Regions from separate parts of the Mus musculus genome. Here region 2 is linked to region 1. The links are chromatin loops, found by intact Hi-C in ENCODE. Cell type or tissue: heart. All regions are shown on one strand. Links, peaks and the distances in the headings refer to the core of each region. The heading gives the core; the rest is flanking DNA. Region 1 holds the start of Gramd2 (GRAM domain containing 2). Region 2 holds the start of Parp6 (poly (ADP-ribose) polymerase family, member 6).

Region 1 (9,808 bases), core at 1,209-9,208:
GCATTGACTGCTCTTCCAGAGGTCCTGAGTTCAAATCCCAGTAACTACATGGTGGCTCACAACCATCTGTGATGGGATCCGATGCCCTCTTCTGGTGTACCTGAAGATAACTACAGTGTACTCATATACATACACTAAATAAACAATTCTTAAAAAAAAGGAAGAAAGAAAGAAAGAAAGAAAGAAAGAAAGAAAGAAAGAAAGAAAGAAAGAAAGAAAGAAAGGAAATGAAATACCAGAAGGGTTTGGACAACTGTTTGCTAAGCCTTTGATAGGCTATGTCAGCACATGAAAAAGGAAAGCACTTCACTGGAGACTTAAACAAAAATTTTAAGTGCTTTTTATTTCCACTTAAAAAAAAATTCCAAGCTGGTCTTAGTGATGTAAGCATGGAATCTCAGCTCCTCGGGAGATTGAGAGTTTGAGGACAGCATGGGCAATTTATGAAAACCATTTTAAAAATGTAAAGAGCTGGGAAGTCAGATGTGAGGGACCAAGGGTCAGGGTCAGGCTGGGGAGATAGCTGGGATGATCCCCGGCAGAGAGCCTGCCTTGCCAGCCCGATGACTTCAGTCCAGTTCCTGGAAGTTATGGTGCAAAGGAGAAAACTCCCCCAAAGTGTTCCTTTGGCAGGTATGAGGTGCATGCCTTTAATCTAAGCACTTAGGAAGTAGGTACTCTCCTTTGACCTCTGTGCCTGTGCCATGCACACAAGAGCTGAGACTGCACACATGCTAAAAGAGAATAGAAAAGTAAAGAGAGCTCAGTGTTGGGGGGACTGGAGAGATGGCTCAGTAGTTAAGAGCACTGACTGCTCTCCCAGAGGTCCTGAGTTCAATTCCCAGCAACCACATGGAGGCTCACAACCATCTGTAATGGGATCTGATACCCTCTTCTGGTGTGTCCAAAAACAGCTACAGTGTACTCACACAAAATAAATAAATAATTCTTTTTTTTTTTAAAAAAGAGCTCAAGTTTGTTTTTTGTTGTTTTTTGTTGTTGTTGTTGGTTTTTTTTTGTGCCATATGAAGTATAAGACTAGCCCTGGTGACATGAGGTCCCGTCTGAAAAATCAATAATAAATAGTAAAAAATATATTTTTAAATAACCCTGAAAGAGTTGGGGTTGTGACTTAATGGTAGTGTGCTTGCCTAACCCTGGAGCCGATCTTTAGAGCTGCATCCTAGGCAAATAGGTAGGTAGTAGCCTAATGTAATTTTAAACATCATCGAGGAAATACCAATTTAGAACAAAGACTGAAAGGCCGATTCAGTTACTACAAGTATTAAACCAAGCCTAAATTCTAACCAAGTCTCTCTCTCTCTTGGTTTTTGTGTGTTTGTTTGTTTGTTTTTTGTTTTTCGAGACAGGGTTTCTCTGTGTAGCCCTGGCTGTCCTGGATCTCACTCTGTAGACCAGGCTGGCCTCAAACTCAGAGATCTGCCTGCCTCCGCCTCCCAAGTGCTGGGATTAAAGGCGTGCACCATCACTGCCTGGCAAGTAATTTCTCAACTAACAAAAATGTGTAGATGTGGGAGAAAGAAGAGAGGGGAGGCAGTTTGTCCCTTTGAAGCTTATATGCTTAAGAATAACGCACACTGCCACCATAGGCAGGTACACTGTAGGGGAAACTGTTCTCAGTCATGGAGGAAGCTCATTCCTCATGTGTATGTGTGTGTGTGTGTGTGTGTGTGTGTGTGTGTGTGTGTGTGTGTGCGTGCATGTGTGCACACGTGTGTGTGTGTGTGGTAGGTGAGTATCTGTGCACATTCAAGGAGGCTAGAGGAGGATGTCTGGTGTCCTGCTCCACCACTCTCTTCAGTCCCTTGGGATGGGGTCTTTCCTAGCCTGGAGTGTGGCTCAGTGATGTCTCTTTCTCTCCCTTCTATAGTGCTGAGGTTGCACGTCTACTGGCTACACCCAGCTGGAACTCAGGCCCTCATGCTTAAGCCACGATGTTACTATCTACTGTGCCATCTCCCCAGCCTCAGGAAACTCATTCTTGGGGCTATGTGCCCTAATCCCCATCCATCCCTACATTAATAAACAGGTAGGAGGATTAATCGTAGCTTACAGGTTAGAGACTAGGGGCCGAGAGAGTGATGCCGTACAGTCTATGTGAAGAGGTACGGAGGCCAAGCCTGACCGCTATCAGGCTCATCACTGTATCCAAGATCGTTGTGGAATTAAGGGAAACCTGTCTTCTCCTCTCAGAGAAGGATGAACACATCATTCTCCAGGATCCAGACTCAAGTACTAGACACTGAAGTGGAAGTGGAACGCTACACCCTTCGTGATTTGATGGGCTCCCAAGACAAGTCACAGCAAAGGGAAAAATATGAAAAGAACCGAGGCATCTCCAGAAGTGGAGGTGGAAACTCGTTGGGTAGAACCACTGACTGTGTGGAGGGGCGGTCTCTAGGGAGCCGAAGTCACATCTCTTCTTACTTTGTGGTAAAGCAGGCTCTGAGACAGACGTGATTTGCTCCAAGTCGCAGCAAAGTGGGAAGAGCATCTGAATTCATCTCTGACTCTCAGAGTGAAGCTCTTCCTGTCAGTCTTATAAATAGGGAACGTGTCTCTCAGCAGCCAAAGCAACAGCTTAGCCAGCTTAAGGGCTGGGTGGAGTCACCTTGACAAGCACTAGCAGATCATGGGAAAGCTAGCTCCCTGGAGGCTAGCAGGCATAAACCACCCTGAATACTGTGTCCTCACCCCTAGTGGGGTCACCAGAACATCCCCAGTAAATGAATTAACATATTCACTTCTAGTCCCAGATAAAGTTTTGAGGACCAACCCGAGTTTTGAAATTTTAAAACAAGCACCAACAGTAAGGCCTGGATGAGGCTCAGTCTGACCTTTCCAGACTATTTAGAAACTTCTTGCCCTCTGGGAAGCTGAGAAAACCTTTTCTACTTGGCCCCAGCAGACACCTCCTGAATTGCTGGGGTGAAACCAGTCAGCTTTGCCCACTGGGTCTGCTCACTTGCCCCAAGGTCCCCACTAAGAACACCCTTAATGACTGCCAAACTCTAACCTTTACTCTAAGAATGCCTTTCTATGCTGCAGTCTAACTGGCCTTATGAGGAGACTGAAGAGCAGTCCACAGGGCGAGCGATACCCTCTACCCATCTCTTCTGGCAAGACTCTTGTCTTCCAGCTTTAGGAGTGGAAGGACACCTTTGCACAACCAGATACGTACGTTGAAGGAGGCAAACCCAGAGACAAAGGCTGATCACAGCTAGCCCACCCCCTCAAGCCCGTAGAGGACTGAGTGCTAACTCATCACCCTATGTACCAAGGTTGATGTGGGAACAAGATCACATTTGCCCCACCTCAATCCATCCTGGCTGGCCAGGGATGTCCAATCCTGCAGGTTTGGGGCTGGGTGGGAGCAAGAATTTACAGTTTCATCAACGGGCCGCATCTTCCCCCTAAATAATCTCATCTGCACCACTTCAAAAGTTAAATTCCCTAACTCCCCAGGGCTGGACCTGAAATCATTATGTAGTCCAAGATGACCCTGAATCTCAGCTCATGTAAGCTTCCCAGGAGCTAGCAAGCATGAACCATCTTGCATACGGTGCTGGAATTGTAGATGTGCATCACCAATGTGTTTTATGCAGTGCTAAGGACCAAATCCAAGGCCTTATATATGCTAGGTAAACACTACCTACCCTCCCAGCTCACAGTTACCATTCTTGATGTCATCTGCCATGCCGCCTCCTGTCTTCTCTCCCCCCACTTATTCTCCACTACCTGCAAGAACTTTCCTTTCCTCCCAAGCCGACTTTGAACCAGCTCTCTGGGCTTGGAGACCAGCCCCAGCCCGCCCGGGCCTGGCGCACGGGGTGCGGCCGAGTCGTGCTGGGACAGCTCCACGTTGCCTCAGAAGCAGCCGAGTGTGCTCCTAAGAGTAGATCCCGCTGGGAGTGGAGAGGAGAGGAGAGGAGCTGATTTTGCAGAGGCCCACAGGGAAGCGCCAGGCTGTGTGTGGAGACAACCGGGACTGGGGGGTCGTTATGGCGAGAAATGAATGAAACACAAATGAATGGACCGCGAGGGTGGCCGACACGAGGTGATTTCCAGAAGGGAGCGTGCCTTCCGCTCGCCTGAAGCCACCAAGACACATCGGATACATCGCACCAGACTCGCACACCTCACAGCCGGGCGGAGGCGCAGGGTCCAAGCCTAAATTTCTGCGGTTGGAAGTGCCCAGCCGGGAGGCAGAAGGCGCCTAGGCGCGGCATTCCCAGAGTCGCCCTGCCCTTCGTCGCAGCCTCCTGGACCTGGAGCCCCGGGACGCCTCCCTTACCTGCCCGCCTCGACAGGCTCGCTACGGCTCAGGGCGGTCATCGCAGCGCCTTCTCCGGGAGCCCGAGGCCGTGCGCCAGACCCAGTGCCCTCCGGGGACCGCCCACCCCGGGAAAGGCCCGCCCCCACACGCCTATTGGCCGCTCGCGCAGAATGAGCCTGGCTCAATTGGTGGAGCCTTCCCCGCTCCCAGACCGCCCTGATGGGTCCCAGCTGCAGGTAGGTCTTCAAAATTGTGAGGTCGAGGAAACCAGGGCCTGGGTCCTCAATTATGGGACTTCATATCAAAATGTTCCCTCAGGGCTCTTCATTCTACTCCGCCTTCCAACCTCCTTACCTAACCTGAGCTCTTGGTGCTGCAACATCTCAATTTCAGAGGCCTTAGCCTCTGACTAGGTGGCTGTTGGGAGTTGCCAGGGACAAGGGTCCCACCTTGTTTCTATGTACCTTATTCCTGAGGGCAACAGGAAAACAAGAGACCCTTTGTGCTTAACTGTTATGGAGGCTGAGGGTTTTGTGAAGTATCCAATCAGGGACTCATCCTACAGCGCCCTCAACAGGCCTCTACCACAGGGATCAGCCCACTATTCGACCATTCTAGGTGCTAGCTGAACCTGTCCCAGACTTTTCTAGTATTTGCCCTGAAATAGAACGGATCAGCTTCCCGATACACAGCCGCACTTTGGTGCAGGAGGCAACTTATATACTCCCAAAGTATTCAGTCTCCGGCGTCTCCAGTGGTCCCGTGCTTGAAGGTTATCTGGTGGATCCATAGCACCCAAGGCCAGGCCTCCTGGCTGTTGTCATTCTCAATTGCTCAAAGGGCAGGGCTCGACCACCACTACCAACCCCCGGAAAAAAACAAAACAAAACACAACACAGGTGCTTCAGCTGCTGTTTATTGACATTCAGGTGGGCACTATAGCAACAGGCCTGGAGACTCTGCAGAATACAAGGTGGAGAGTGGAGTGTCTGCAGTGACAGAAGTGGAGTGCACAAGAAGTGGGGAGGCCAAAGCTGTTGGGAAAGCAGGTCAGGGCCAGGGCCAGAAGTCGTCATCTACACTGGGACCCTGGGCCCCACACCCTCAGCCCCTACTCTTTTGCTGTCTCCTGACTCCAGGCTAGGGCTGGGAATTCTGACAACTTTCTACAGAAGCAAAGCCCAGAGATGCTGCCGCCCTTCTGTGATAAAGTCAGGGTTTCCAGTCCTGCATTCCTCCTCCACCCCTGGCTCAGGTAGGGCCCTGAATAATAGCTGGTCTCTATTGCATGTTTTAGAGGCATTAATTTTCCCTGGTGTCCCAGCCCACCAGCGCCACACTATGGCCCAGAGTGAGCACTACAAGCGTTGCTGGCCTAATGGAAAGGATAGGGGAGGGGAAGGGACAGGGGCTAGAAGAGGGGCTCCAGAGGGCCATCAAGGTACAGGCACTACACGCATGGTGTTGGTGAATCCAGAGCCAGGGCGCCACCCGGTCAGCACAATGACCACATCTCCCTTCTTGAAGAAGCCTCGGGCCTTGCCTGGGGGGAAAAGGAGGTTGGTGAGTAGAGGTATACACTTGAGGAAAACTGCAAAGCCCCACAGTCCTAATTGATCACACAAAGTGGCACTTTTCCCAACCCAGACACAAATCCAACAAGGCAGGTGCAGATAACTGCCCTAATAATCCTCGTCTGGGTAGGGGAGCAGGTTGACAGTTACTTCTTCTCACCACAAGATGGTGCAAGCCTCCTAGCCTAAACAAGGGCTGAGGCTGAACTCAGAATGCAGAGACCTTTGGACACCATTCAGTTTATACTCTAGAGAGTCAGGGTCAGCTGCCTCCTTGTCTCTATATAGGAATAAGGCCACAAAAGCTTGTGTTCCCCACCCTCTAACCCCACCCTGCTCAGGACAGTAGCTCCAGCTAATCTTACAACTGGGTGATAAAACAGATAGGCCCAGCCCATGACTTCAGGAAGTGGTAGTTTTAGGGTCCCCATTTATTAGCACTTCATCATTCCCTTGTTTCCAGCTACATACCAACATCCATGGCCAAGTTTACACGAAGGTCGACATCCTCAGCCCAGGCATTCAGCACGGCATCCTTACACAGCACAGGGAAGATGCCACGGTACAGATGGGCCTGGCGAGCAGTCTGGGGATTTCGAGTCACGGCAATGATAGGAGCCCGAGGGCGGTACCTGGCCACTTGGTGAGCACTCCTGAGATGGAAACAGGTTGGAAAGACTGACCGTTAAACATGTCATAAGACCCTTTCAGTAAGCCTAAGCCAAAAGTAATACCCTCTAATTCAACTCTGGACCACAGGCTTTGCCCACTGACAACTGTTTCAAGGTCTGGCCTGCCCCTCAGACCTGTCCTGTCTTTTCTAAGATGATTATCCTGCTCTCAGTATGGGCAGTCCTATAGGAGCATGGCTGGTAGAATTCTTCCCACAAATGAACCCTTCCATCTGGCAGTGAGGCAGCTTTGGCCCAATCTCAGCAGAACCCACTCCTGTAGCTGCCAGCAACTTTTACAATCCAAGTACCATGTGCCTAGCTCCTGACTTCTTCTGCAAAGAACAGCAGCAGAGTTACCAGGCCCTGGAAGCCAACAATGTTCACCATAACACTATACTGTTCTCCTATGGGAGTCCTAGCAGCTAATGTTAAAAGAAACCTCAGAATTTCTATGGTTTTAGAAATCTGGGTGGTAGGGCTGGAGAGATAGCTCAGTGGTTGGGAGCACTGACTGCTCTTCAGAAGGTCCTGAGTTCAGGTCCCGGCAACCACATGGTGGCTCACAACTATCCATAAAGAAATCTGACACCCTCTTCTGGTGCATCTGCAGACAGCTACAGTGTACTTAGATATAATAATAAATCAATCTTTAAAAAAAAAAAGAAAGAAAAAGAAATCTGGGGGCTGGAGAGATAGCTCAGCAGTTAAGAGCACTGATTGCTCTTCCAGAGGGCCTGAGTTCAATTCCCAGCAACCACATGGGATCCCAGCAACCATCTGTAATGGGATCCGATACCAATGTCCTCTTCTGGTATGTCTGAAGTACGTGTACTCATATAAATAAATAAATTTAAAAAAAAAAGAAAGAAAAAGAAATCTGGGTGGTGATCAGGTGTGGTAAGAGGAATATCTGGCCATTCAAGATCCCCTGGGAATGTAGGGAACCCCTATTCTCAACCTGTAACAAATGATAGTGTCTATCTCTATCAGATTACTCAATTAGCTAGGCACGGGGGACTGAGGAATTCCACAGCAGAGCTTCATGCTAGCCTGCATACATAGGCTTTGAAGGAAGGAGGTAGCTGCTGGAACCAGGAACTCTTCAGAGAAACCCCAGAATTAGCATAGACCTTGTATTTTAGAGCTTTCAAAACTCCAGGACTAAAAATGATAGTTTTAGTGTCCCCATTTCTCAGTACCCCATCATCCCTGGCTTCCAGCTACATACCAACATTCATGGCCAAGCTTACACAGAGGCCACCATCCTCAGCCCAGGCCTAAGTAGCTTTCTGCTACTTAGTTCATGAACACTGCCTTAGGGAGACAGACCAGTGCCTAGTCCTCCACACTGATTTTACATGTGTTTGGCTTTCTGTAGCTAGGCTGTGATACAACTTGCTCTTTCTTCCTCTGCACCATGAGCACTGGGGCTACAGGCACACACCACCACACTTGGGTATTTTTTATCTATCTATTGTGCTATATAGATAGATAGACACTGGGCACCTCACTCTCTCCCTCCACCGTACATTCACTACAGCTGCCTGGGTATTCTGACCACATGCATTAGATTTCCCCAGGACTGGAGTCAGACAGTTGTGAGCTGCCATATATAGGCAGGTGTTGGGCCTCTGAAAGAACTGACAGTGCTCCTAAAGGCCAGACCACCTTTCCTGGTGACCTCTGTGTGCACTTTAAAAAAATAAAAAGTAATAATAAAAAACCTTTAAGGTGCCAGATTCAAATTCAGATAGTCATGATTGTGCAAATCCTTTATCCACCAAGACCCCTCCAAGTGTGTACCCTTGCGCATACCCAGGGCCAGCCTTCTCCGTCCTCCATGGTTTCTGGGGACCAAATATGGGTCAAGCTTGTGTAGCAAGCAACTTTACCAGCTGAGCTATTTTGTGAGTAGGGCTCTGTCCTGGATGGAACTCACTTTGTAGACTAGACAGGCTACAAATCCAGACATTCGCCTACCTCTTTGGCCCAAGTGCTGAGATTAGAGGCATGCTCCGCCATGCCCAGCTGCCACGCAGTGTTCTGTCAAAAGGCCCCACAGTACTAATCACGGTGAAACTGGGTGTTTGTTCCAGCTCTCTGTGAGGCAGGCTTTGAACGTGCACTGGAGCCAGCCAGTTGGTTTGGTCTATCTGTGAGTGCTGCCTGGAATCCTCTAGTGGCAGCCAGGGGCCTTAAACTGGCCCAGAGCCACTCACTCTTGGCATCCTCAAGGAGAGGTGTCAACTGAGCGTGGGCATCCCCAGGGAGCCACTGCCGCCTCCTACCTGCCAGACTTGGTGAGCACGATAATGGCCCCACTGCAGCACTTGAAGGAGGCCTCCACGGCACCCACGGCGGCAGCTTCTGTGGGGTCGCTGGTAATGGGCGCCAGGCGGCGGAGTTCCTCGAATAGCTGCAAGTGGTAGATGGCAGCCTCTGCCTCTCGGGCAATCTAGGGGAGCAACATCCGTCCAGAGGGACGAGGACGGGGGACAGGGCTTTGTCAGAGCTTTGTCACAAATGGAGAGGGAGGAAAGGAGTCACAGACAACTGGGAAGGAACATGTCCCTGGGCACAAAAATGGCCAGGAGAAGGTGAGCCACTCCATGTTCTGAACTGAGCAAGATTAGAAACTCCACAGGAACCATCCTGCACCAGGTGCTGTGACTTCCACTGTGCCCAAGGGAATCCTTTGGTCCTGCCCTATGGTGACCTTGGCTGTCTTCCTGAAGGAGAGAGGCTGTGCCTAGGCTCAGGCACATAGCGGACCTAGTTGCGCGAGAAGCTGGTTATCCTATAATGATACCTGCCCTTAGGGCCCTACCTGCCAGACTCCGTGAGAACTATCAAAGCTGCTGCTAAACACTTATAAGAGGCCTCCACGCTGCCCATGGCCATGGCCTCCATGAGGTCTGTGGAGTGACTGGAGGCTCGCACAAGCTCTTCAAACAGCAGACGGTGGAACATGGCTGCCTCAGCCTCCCGAGCTATCTGTAAGGTTTAGGGTAGGAGGGATAAGGAAGAGGGATAAAGGCAAAAACAAGAGAGACAACACATGGAAAGACAGGGAACTACATCAGAGAGGAAGGAAGGCACCCTTAGGTTTAGGTTTAATCTTTTCTTCATGCAGAGGCAGATGCAGAGGCAGGGTGGTCAAAGCCCATATGCTCCTGGAATGGTTGCGTGGGATTTTGGGCTGCTCCTTTTCCCCTTACTGTTCAAATACAAGGAAAGTTCCTTCCGTTCTAGAAAGATATTAT
Region 2 (9,808 bases), core at 592-8,591, 62 kb after region 1:
AAGGACCAACTGTTAATGCTTCTCTGTCTAATGAGTTCATTCATGAACAGCTTTCACAATACTAATTCCCACCAGCCTTAAGAAGCAGAACCAGATTCTTTTAGCCTCTTTGCTCCTATTTTTCCATATTGGGCCATTATCACTTTTTTTTCTTTTTTATATGTATACACATAAAGAAGAAATAAAAAGGCCTCCAAAGCTGACTTCAATCTTTCTTAATCATTCTTCTGAGACAAGGTTTCTCAACTAAACCTGCAACTCACCAATACAGGCTAGTCTAGCTAGCCAGCTTACTGACATCCTATCCCCGCATTCCAAGAGCTGGAGTCACACGGCCACCATGCCCACCTGACACTTATGTAGGTTCCAGGGACCCACACTCTAGTCCTCACACCTGCATGGCAGACATTTTAACCAACAAGTCACATCCCTAGTCCCTTATTTTTATTTTATTTTTTTAAGATTTATTTATTTATTATATGGAAGTACATTGTAGCTGTCTTCAGACACTCCAGAAGAGGGAGTCAGATCTCGTTACGGGTGGCTGTGAGCCACCATGTGGTTGCTGGGATTTGAACTCTGGACCTTCGGAAAAGCAGTCGGGTGCTCTTACCCACTGAGCCATCTCACCAGCCCCCCCTAGTCCCTTATTATTGCTTTTAAAACTTCAGTTTTAGTTGAGCTCTGTGGCACATACCCAGAGTCCCAGCAGTAAAAGGAGGGGAAGGGAGAGACAGAAGATCACATGTTTGAGATCAGCCTGCACTACTAAGAGGACTCTGTAAAAATAAATAAATTCAAGAGGGCTGGAGGGATGGCTCAGTGATTAATACTGCTAACTGCTCATATAGAGGACCTGAGTTGGATTCCCAGTATACACACCTGGCAACTCATAACTACTATAACGCCGGTGGATCCACCTACACACATTTTTAAAAATAAAAACAAATCTTTTTTTTTTAAAGCAACATTACCACAAGTCATTCTATAACAATCATCTAATTTAGAGTTCTCAATAACACTAAGGATGGGGCTGGAGAGATGGCTCAGCGGTTAAGAGCACTGGCTGCTCTTCCAGAGGTCCTGAATTCAATTCCCAGCAACCACATGGTGGCTCACAACCATCTGTAATGTGACTTGATGCCCTCTTCTGGTGTGTCTGAAAACAGTAACAGTATACACATATACATAAAATAATTTTTTTAAAATAAAAATCACACTAAGGATGCTCTGGTAAACAATGTCTGAGTTGTCATAACTAAAGCAATGCTCCAGGGTCATCTTGAAACCTAACTTTCACATAGTTACAGCAATGATCCAACAGGCACTCCTCCCCACTTCTAATCCTAGAAGACCTCCATCCTATACCACTCTAATGTTAGCCTCACTGAAGCCTTCACTTCCATCAGTCAGGAAAAAACACTCAGCTACGAAATTATGAAGGTTTGAACTATAGATAATGTCAAAGGTACTGTCAGCAGGCTTTTAAAGCTTTCTGCTGCTCTCTAAGTCCAGTCACAGACATACCTATACATTGAGATCACCCAGGGAACTTTCAGCTAGCACACACCCATACCCCATAACCAATCAGTACATTTTAACAGGAATTAAGCTTATATGTTAAATCAGTTAAAAGCTCTACTTATTAGGCAAAAATTAGGAATCACTAGTCTAGCCCTTCCTGGCTCTACATATACCTCAATTTAATCCATTCCAGACTCAGGGTGTTCTTGGTCCTTAATGTGATTCTACCAAGCCTTAGTTTTTTACATCAGTAGTTCTAAGTAGAATAGTGTGCCCACAGCATCAGTGTCAACTGGGAATTTGTTAAAATGCCAATTCTTAACCCTCACCCCCTGAGATTTAGTGAAGTAGAAAAACCATAGCTGGAACTCAGTGATATTCTAACAAGCCTTAAAGTTATCATGCTGCATGATAAAACCTGAGAACTATTCCTCTTAAGTCATTACATTTTCCAAGGGTCTGAAGTCTGTTCTCCCATAGGTAGACCTAGTAATTGGTCCAGAATGTGACCATAAGGCACACACAAAAGCAAATTCCGAATAGCAGTTTTTAAGCTGGCAGTACTATCTGACTGATCAAAAAAACAACATGCAAAAATCAATTACAACTAACACCCTTAGAGATGAGATAACCTCATATCTGATAATTGCTTTAAAAATATTCGGGGGGGGTTATAAATAAGGTCCAATTATATGTATGAAAAAACTCATTGTAGGTCAACCAGAATTTTATTTTCAATTAAAAAAAATTAAATATTACCCCAGTTCCAAATAAAATAAGTGGGAAAAGAGAAGAAATAAATTTGGCAAAATGCTGATAACTGTAAACCAAGCATGGTGGGATGTGTCTTTAATTCCAGCACTCTGCAGGGGGATGGTGGTGCCCACTTTTAATCCCAGCAGAGGCAGGCAGATTCGGTGAATTCAAGGCAAGTTTGGGCCACAGAATGAGCTCCAGGACAGCCAGGACTAGAAAGAGAAATCTTGTCTCAAAAAACAAAAACAAAAACAAAAACAAAACCCAGAATTTTTAAAGGCAGAGGCAAAAGGTTCTCTCTGTGTTCTCCACCAGTGCAGACTACATACTGAGTCTCAGGAGAGCCAAGAGCTACATTTCACAAAACAAACAACAGCAACAAAAAATGGAAACTGATGAAGCTAATGTACACAAGGGTTTCCTATATGCCCTACTTTTGGGTACATAGTTGAAATTTTCTACATTTATAAAATCAAATGCTTTCCCTTTGTCTCTGTGCTCTCTGCTGTTCTTCAAACACAGTAAGAATAGTCCCACTACACATCTTGTCTCTACTGTTCTCCCCTTTAGGATTCCTTTTTAGATATCCACACTCTGGCCAAAGGTCACCTTGACTGCCCATATAAAATACCCACACTAGCATTCTCGATCCCCCTCCACATTGTTTTCTTCACCACAGCTCTGACCACTCTTACATTTATCTCTCACCAGACTGTAAGCTCTCTCTGTATATGAGTACTTTGTCTTCAGGCACACCAGAAGTGGGCATCAGATCCCATTACAGGTGGTTGTGAGCCACCATGTGGTTGCTGGGAACTGAACTCAGGACCTCTGGTAGAGCAGTCCAGTGGTCCTAACTGCTGAGCCATCTCTCTCACTCCTGACTGTAGCTCTATAAGCAAAGATTTTACTGTTTTCACCATTCTCAGCCTCTATAACACATTTACTGAATTAGTGAATGAGCCCTCAGCTATGTACCTAGGCCAAATAGGAGGTAAGTATAAGAACTTAAATGCTGCTACTAAACTGACAAAAATCACACAAAATGCTTTTTAAAAATCAAGACTTCATTCACCTTCAAGAGCAGCTGAGGTGCCAATTATGAAGTTTGGGACCAGGGTTCTTTTAGATTGAAAACAGTCAAATGCTGCTCTGGACGAAGAGGGAAGCACTACAGTCCAGCCTGGGTTGTCTTGGGGTGAGCAGTAGAATGAGGGCAGCTTAGGCTAGAAGTGCCAACTTTCTCAAGGTCTTTCACTGTAGAAGTCAAGGAAAACTGAGCATCTCCTCAGGGTTTGCTGCTTGGTTTCTGATGCTATTAAAAGGAGGGGGTAAAAAAAATCAGTTTTTCTAAGGAAAAGACAGTTATGAAATGACCAGCTTCTCCAACCAGACTGTTTTAGTAAAAAAAGACTTGAATCCTCAACACTCCATGGCCTTCTCTCAGGAATGGAGAGTAGATTTAAAAGCTGGAGAGTGGGAAAAGGCAGATGGTGGAGCACGGAATTCATTAAAAAAGAAAAAAAAAAAAAAAGAGGGGGCTGAGAGATGACCTAGTTCAAAGTTTTCATGTTACATATTTAATACTCCAACCTAGGGAGGTCACAAAACTTGCATAAGTAACTTGAACGTTTGATAGGGCCAAATCTATCCATTTTTTCATGTAATAACTAGTTCGGGGTGGGGGTGGGGGGCAGATCTGGAACCTTTCAAGAGGAGCTAGATCAAATAGAGACTATTAAGAGTGCCCAGAGAAGTGTGCTGTTAGGCTCAGTGTTTATTCTGGGGGATGGCAGCTCGCATTAACACGCTTGGTCTATTTCTATGAGATCGTGCCAACGGTAAATAAGCCTTCGGACGACCCACAAAGGTCTTTTTCTCTACGTCCATTGGCACTTTTCAGAGTGACCATTTAACGTATACCTAGTCAAGAGACGCCTCTGATCTCAACGTCTACATTCTGGGCTTGACTTCCAGCTCAGTGTGCTAGGAGAAGAAAACTCCACTCCAACGGAAGTGTCAAAAGGACTAGGCTACTAAACAAAGGGCGAAGGAGGGTGCGGAGGGGCGAGACCCGCGGGCCAGCGCTAACCCTAGCCCGGGCGGAGGGAGAAGACCAAGACGCTCGCGAGGACACCTGCGCATGCAGGGCAGGGCCTGAGGCCTCTTCTCCAGGTGTCCCCCAAAGCCCTCAGCTCCGGCCTTCCCCGTTAAGGACCCGTCTGCGGCTCGCCGCCGCCAGCCGCCCAGCCGAGCGAAGCCTGTCAGCATCCCTTACTTGGTCCCTCAGGCAGGGCGGACCTTGCCAGCAGCCCGACCGCCCCGCCCCATCCCCACTCCAGCCTCCCCACACGCCAGCCTAGAGAGTACTCACGGCGACCCCGGGCCGCGCGCGGCCGCCGCGGAGGGGACGAGCGGCCCGGGACGCCCCGCGGGGGCGGAGCGGCAGGCCAAGGGGCGGGGACCGAGGCGGGCGGGTGAGGTCGCGCACCACACGCCTCAGCGTGCGGTCTCGGGCACGCCGGGGCGCTCTGCGCATGCTCAGGCGAAGACACCGCGATCAGGTGTCCTCTTCCGACCAACCGCGGTGCGTGCTGTACCTGGGCGTGTCCCCACCCCAGGGTGCTAGCCAGGGCGCGCGTGCGCAGTGATCCAGAGTTGAAGGCGTGAGGAAGCGAGAGAGTGGCGCTTGCGCTTTGGGGCCCGGAGGGAGCTTGAGAAAGAGGTTCTCCGGACATGCCGAAATATAATGTTTTTCTTTGTCGCCTCGTGTGGTTAGGAGGGTTGCAGAAGAAGGTAATCTAGATTGCCTATATAGAGATACTGAGGTGCCCCTTTGGTGCAGCTTGAAGCCAGACAAAAATAGGAATCAAAAGTTAAAATTCTGAAATCTGACTTGCTCCCATGTTCATTTGCTTCGGTGTACCGACCGCACCCAGGCTTTCTCATCACACAGGGGACTGGGGACATAGCTCACTTGGAAGAGTGTTTGCCTAGCAACCACAAACCCTTAGTTTATGCACAGGTGTGTAAATCCCGTGTCGTGCCTGTAGTCTGTATAATGTTATCTCAGCATTCAGAAAGTTGAAGCACAAAAATCAAGTTAGAAGTCTTTTTGTTTTTTGTGGTTTTTTTGTTTTTGTTTTTGTTTGTTTTGTTTTGTTTTTCGAGACAGGGTTTCTCTGTATAGCCCTGGCTGTCCTGGAATTCACTCTGTAGACCAGGATGGCCTCCAACTCAGAAATCCACCTGCCTATGCCTCCCAAGTGCTGGGATTAAAGGCGTGTGCCCCCATAGAAGTCTTAAGCTACATAGCCAATTCAAGGCCAGCCTGGGATATATGAAACCATCTCAGAAATTAACTAAATGAAACATTTTAGTTGGGATGGAAGAGAAAGCTCAGCAGCCAAGATCAGTGGCTGCACTTGTCAAAGGCCTGGGTTGGGTTCCCAGCACCTACGAGTCAGTTCACAATAATTTGAAACTCCAGTTTCAGGAGATCTACTACCCTCTCTGGCCATCACAGGCACTAGGAACCAATGCGTTGCACGCACATATATGCAGGAAAACACAAACATGCATATGTAAAATTAATCTTAAAAAAAAAAAGTGGGGCTGGAGAGATGACTCAGGGGTTAAGAGCACTGGCTGCTCTTCCAGAGGTTCTGAGTTCAATTCCCAGCAACCACATGGTTGCTCAGAACCATCTATAGTGAAATCTTGGGCCCTCTTCTGGCATGCAGGTGTACATGCAGATACTCATACATTAAAAATAAAAAAAACCCTTAAAAAAAAAAAAGTGTGGGACGGTAGTGGTGCATGCCTTTAATCCCAGCACTTTAAAGGCAGAGGCAGATCTCTGAGATGCTAGTCTGGTCTACAGCACTAGTTCTAGGACACTCAAAGCTACACAAAGAAACAGTCTCAAAAAAAAAGAAGGAAGGAAAGAAGAGAAAATTAAATTATTGCATTCTTGGCTTGAGCCGTTGTGCTTGCCCCCTGGGTTCTAGTTTCTCTCCTTGCTTACTCATGAGTCTCAACTGGATCGAGCCAAGGATCCCCAGGCCGCTGACTGCTAACAGATTTTGGTGTTTTGTTACATTGTAATAACTGAAGAAAACTGAGGGATATACTCCAGTCTCAGAGTGCAATAGTTCACAGTAGTTCAGAACTGGACTTAGGGTCACATAGTCTTCTGAGAGCATGCACTGTGGAAATGTGTTCAACATAAGAAAACACAAAGGTTTTGTTCCCATGAATGAAATGTGGAATGGCAGAATCCCACAACCTCCCAGGATTCCCTCTCTTTAACCCTTTCCCTCTCATGCTCCCGTACTCAATGAATTTTAACTGCTTTATAGATTATTATGCTCTTCCTGGCTTTCTTCATTTTCCATTAGTCAGTTACTCCCTCTCTCCCTCCCTCCCTGCCTCCTTCCCTCCTTGACTGTCTCCCTCCCTGCCTCCCTTCCTCCCTCTGTGTGTGTGTGTGTGTGGGGGGGTGATGGGGGTGGGGAGAGAGGGGGAGGGGGAGAGAGAGAGACTCTCACCAAAAGAGTTGTTTATAAATGGATTGACTGGTTGGCCAGCAAACTCCAAGGATTCTCTTGTCTCTTCCTCTCCAGTGCTGGGATTACAGATGGTACTACTGTACCCCACTTTTTACATGGGTAATGAGGATCTGACTTTGAGTCTTCCAAGTTTTCATGCAGATTTTTACTGACTGAGTCACCACCCCAGGACCTACATCACTATAATCTCAGTTCTGTTAGTAGACCTAGTGAAACACTGTCCTCTGATCAGAGAAACAATGGTTGTTTCAAGTGACCTTCACAAGACTGGGAGTGAGGGATAGAATGGAGTGAAGGCCACTGGACTCTAACATAAGATCCCAGCCACTCCCTCTTGAGCCTCCCCCACCCCCCACCCCCACACAGTATGCCTTCTCCGCCACGATGGACTTAAGTTTCTCTGAAATCATGAGCCAGACACACAGCTTTTCTTCCATGAGCTGTTTCTGTCAAGTATTTTGTCAAGCAGAGTGATTAATGCAAAAGTGAAGGAAATAACTCAGCTTTATAGACTTGAGCTTGTGGGTAGACATCCTTTTCAGTCAGTCCAGCCCACGAGCTCATTCTCTGGAAATTGTGTTTTCTACATCCATGCTTGAGACACATAGCCCTGGGTATGTTTCCTGAGATGTCTGGTGCCTAAATTGCAATTGACTGAGCTGTGGAGTGGATTCCTCATCCAAGATGTGTTAATCAGAGTGTCCTGTTTTGGGATTGTGAGATTAGGCTGAGAGGTTAAGAGTCTGATTGGACCTCACCCTATCTATTCTGAGGGATGAGGATGAAGAAAGACAAGCTGCCAATGAGAATAAAAGAAGAGGCAGAGAAATAGGGAGTCTAGTCTCAACTTCCTGGAAGCTTCCCAGCCCTTTCTGAAGACCTCTGACCCGGAGGGGGCTGTCTATGACTCACTCTAGGCCAGTGCTTACCGCCCCCATACTCATTCTCTCCCAGTCTTTCTATTTGAAATGGGGCAAAGAGTTCCTTCCAATCCAAGGCTATTCTCTCACTGTGTCCTGTATTCCACTGTGTTTTGCCTTTTCAGCAACTTTGCTCTGTCCTGTACTCCTGTTTCTTTATCTGGATTCAGTTGTTCTTCTCTCCCATTCTTTGGTCTCAACATATAAATATGATAAACTAGCTCAGCCTTTAAAAAAATAGTGTGTGCATGTGTGTGTGTGTGTGTGTGTGTGTGTGTGTGTGTGTGTGTTCAGGGTTCATGGAGGCCAGCGAGAGCATCAGGTACCCTGGAGCTGAAGTTGTAGATGGTTGTGAGCCCTGAGGAGCAGAGTGAAAGAGACCTGACGGCATTTGTTTGAATCCCTTATGCAATCTTTCATGAGGTCAGCCATGCTCCTACACTTCTCTTCCCTTCCTATGCTTCTCTATGTCAATCCCTGTCCTGTGTAATGGAGTCAGTCCTAATCCAGGGGAGAGAATGGGGTATGAGAGCAACAGACTGCACAACACTCAGTTAGTTTGTAGAGCTGAGGTAAAATGGAAGCAATTGGTCATCCTGGCCTGGGAAGTTAGAAATCCACGGTTATGTGATATGATGAACCATTTATACTGAGTATCGGTCACATATTCATCAACAGGTGGAGGAGATTTCAGGGCTTCATTAGAAAGGAAGATGTCTGGGTGTTAGAGCATGTTGGCTTCTTCCTGAGATTCTTTTCAACAGAAGCTGAACACTACAATTTTGCTGTCTTAGGCCATCAATCCAGACTGCCAAGACTAAAAAATAATTGTGCATGTTGGCAATTATGTCAGTCAAATTTTCTTTCCTAATCTTTTGTTCATTTTCATAGGTGTCTTATGCGCATGTGTTTATATGGATGTTTGTAGGTGTATGCTTGTGTGTGAGAAGATCAGAGGTTGATGCTGTCTTCATCACAACTCTTCCATCAGGTCCAAAAGAAAGTGACAAATGTTAACTGTGGTGCCTATTAGCATAACAAAGAGCTTGCTGGCCACCAGGCTCTCTCAGCAAGCTCTTGCCCCCCCCCCCCCCCCCCCCCGCTCTTTTCACATACCCTCCATCCTAAACTTCTCCAGCTCACAGGCTCCCCCAGCTCCCCACTTCTCATTGTATATAACCCTGCCATTTTGGCCATGTGTCCTCTTTTGCCCTCTGTCCTCTTGGCTCTCTTTTAGCCGTCCTCTCCTGATCTCCCCATCTCTCTCCTCTCATGGCCTGATTCAGTTAGGCTAAACTGGTCATGTTTAGTCTGCTATTTTCTCTCCCTGCCTTAGACTCTTCCAGGTGCCTCTGGCTGTGCTCTCCTCAACCACACCATGGAGTGGTCATGTCCTCATGTCCTTCCTCTTTCACCTTATTCATCAAAGCAGCATCTTTCAGTCAAACTCAAAGCTGGACAGTGTAGCCAGTCCCCCAGGCAGCTTGCTCTGATGATCCCATCCCCTCTCTATTCCTTTGAGGCTGGAATTACAGCACTCCACTTCCTGGCTTTTTATGGTAGGCTCTGGGGATCTGAACTATGGTCTTCATCCTTGTGCAGCAAGCACTGTAACCCCTGAACCATCTCCCCAGCCCTCTTCCCCACAATATAAAGTGAATGAAAACAAAAGGTCCAAAGTGAGAGATCCAGGAAGTAATGGAATTTAGGGCTTAGGCGTTTCCAGGAAAAAACAAGGACAGACTCCTGATCACCAAAGGCACACTTAACGACTTCCTCTTTCAAATTAAGATGTACTTGGCTTGGAACACAATGCTAGTGTTCTGGCACTTGTCCTTCCATCCTGTACAACGAATTGGGCACGAACTCCATGCATCTTCTTGGATGCCATAAGTGACCTCCTCCTTGCTCTGTAGGGTACCACCCTGCCTGTGGCAAGTAACTTCTCTGCTTCTTCATCTTTGTAGAAATGCACGTTGGCCTTCCCAACACCCAAGGAGCAAATGTTGCACCGAGAACTACCTGGGAGTTGCTTAG

The links. Hi-C counts contacts between places; a loop is a spot of excess contacts. Peaks named below come from ENCODE experiments on the same cell type or tissue, not always from the same donor. Only the 100,000 strongest peaks of a DNase experiment are listed, where the experiment ranks them.
Region 2: it touches region 1 in a loop (5-fold over the local background); 5 of 42 quality-filtered maps call a loop at or near these places.

What each region holds. Positions count from the first base shown.
Region 1 is chr9:59,674,760-59,684,567 of GRCm38, reverse strand. It overlaps Pkm (pyruvate kinase, muscle), which reads right to left. Exons shown (of 11, transcript NM_011099.4): 9 at 8,834-9,000; 10 at 6,343-6,524; 11 at 5,196-5,840. The coding sequence ends at 5,734. Gramd2 (GRAM domain containing 2) reads right to left here and starts at 4,414. Exons shown (of 12, transcript NM_001379375.1): 1 at 4,316-4,414. The coding sequence starts at 4,356. In heart, for the core only: CTCF peaks have their summits at 6,029 (motif pointing right) and 8,766; DNase peaks (open chromatin) are centred at 4,447, 5,987 and 8,757; H3K4me3 peaks cover 929 bases; H3K27ac peaks cover 807 bases; H3K27me3 peaks cover 2,212 bases.
Region 2 is chr9:59,612,255-59,622,062 of GRCm38, reverse strand. Parp6 (poly (ADP-ribose) polymerase family, member 6) reads right to left here and starts at 4,779. Exons shown (of 24, transcript NM_001205239.1): 1 at 4,655-4,779; 2 at 3,356-3,595. It overlaps Gm51709 (a long non-coding RNA gene), which reads left to right and starts at 4,939. Exons shown (of 3, transcript XR_003948337.1): 1 at 4,939-5,076; 2 at 9,739-9,808. In heart, for the core only: a CTCF peak has its summit at 5,050; a DNase peak (open chromatin) is centred at 4,922; H3K4me3 peaks cover 2,029 bases; H3K27ac peaks cover 1,553 bases.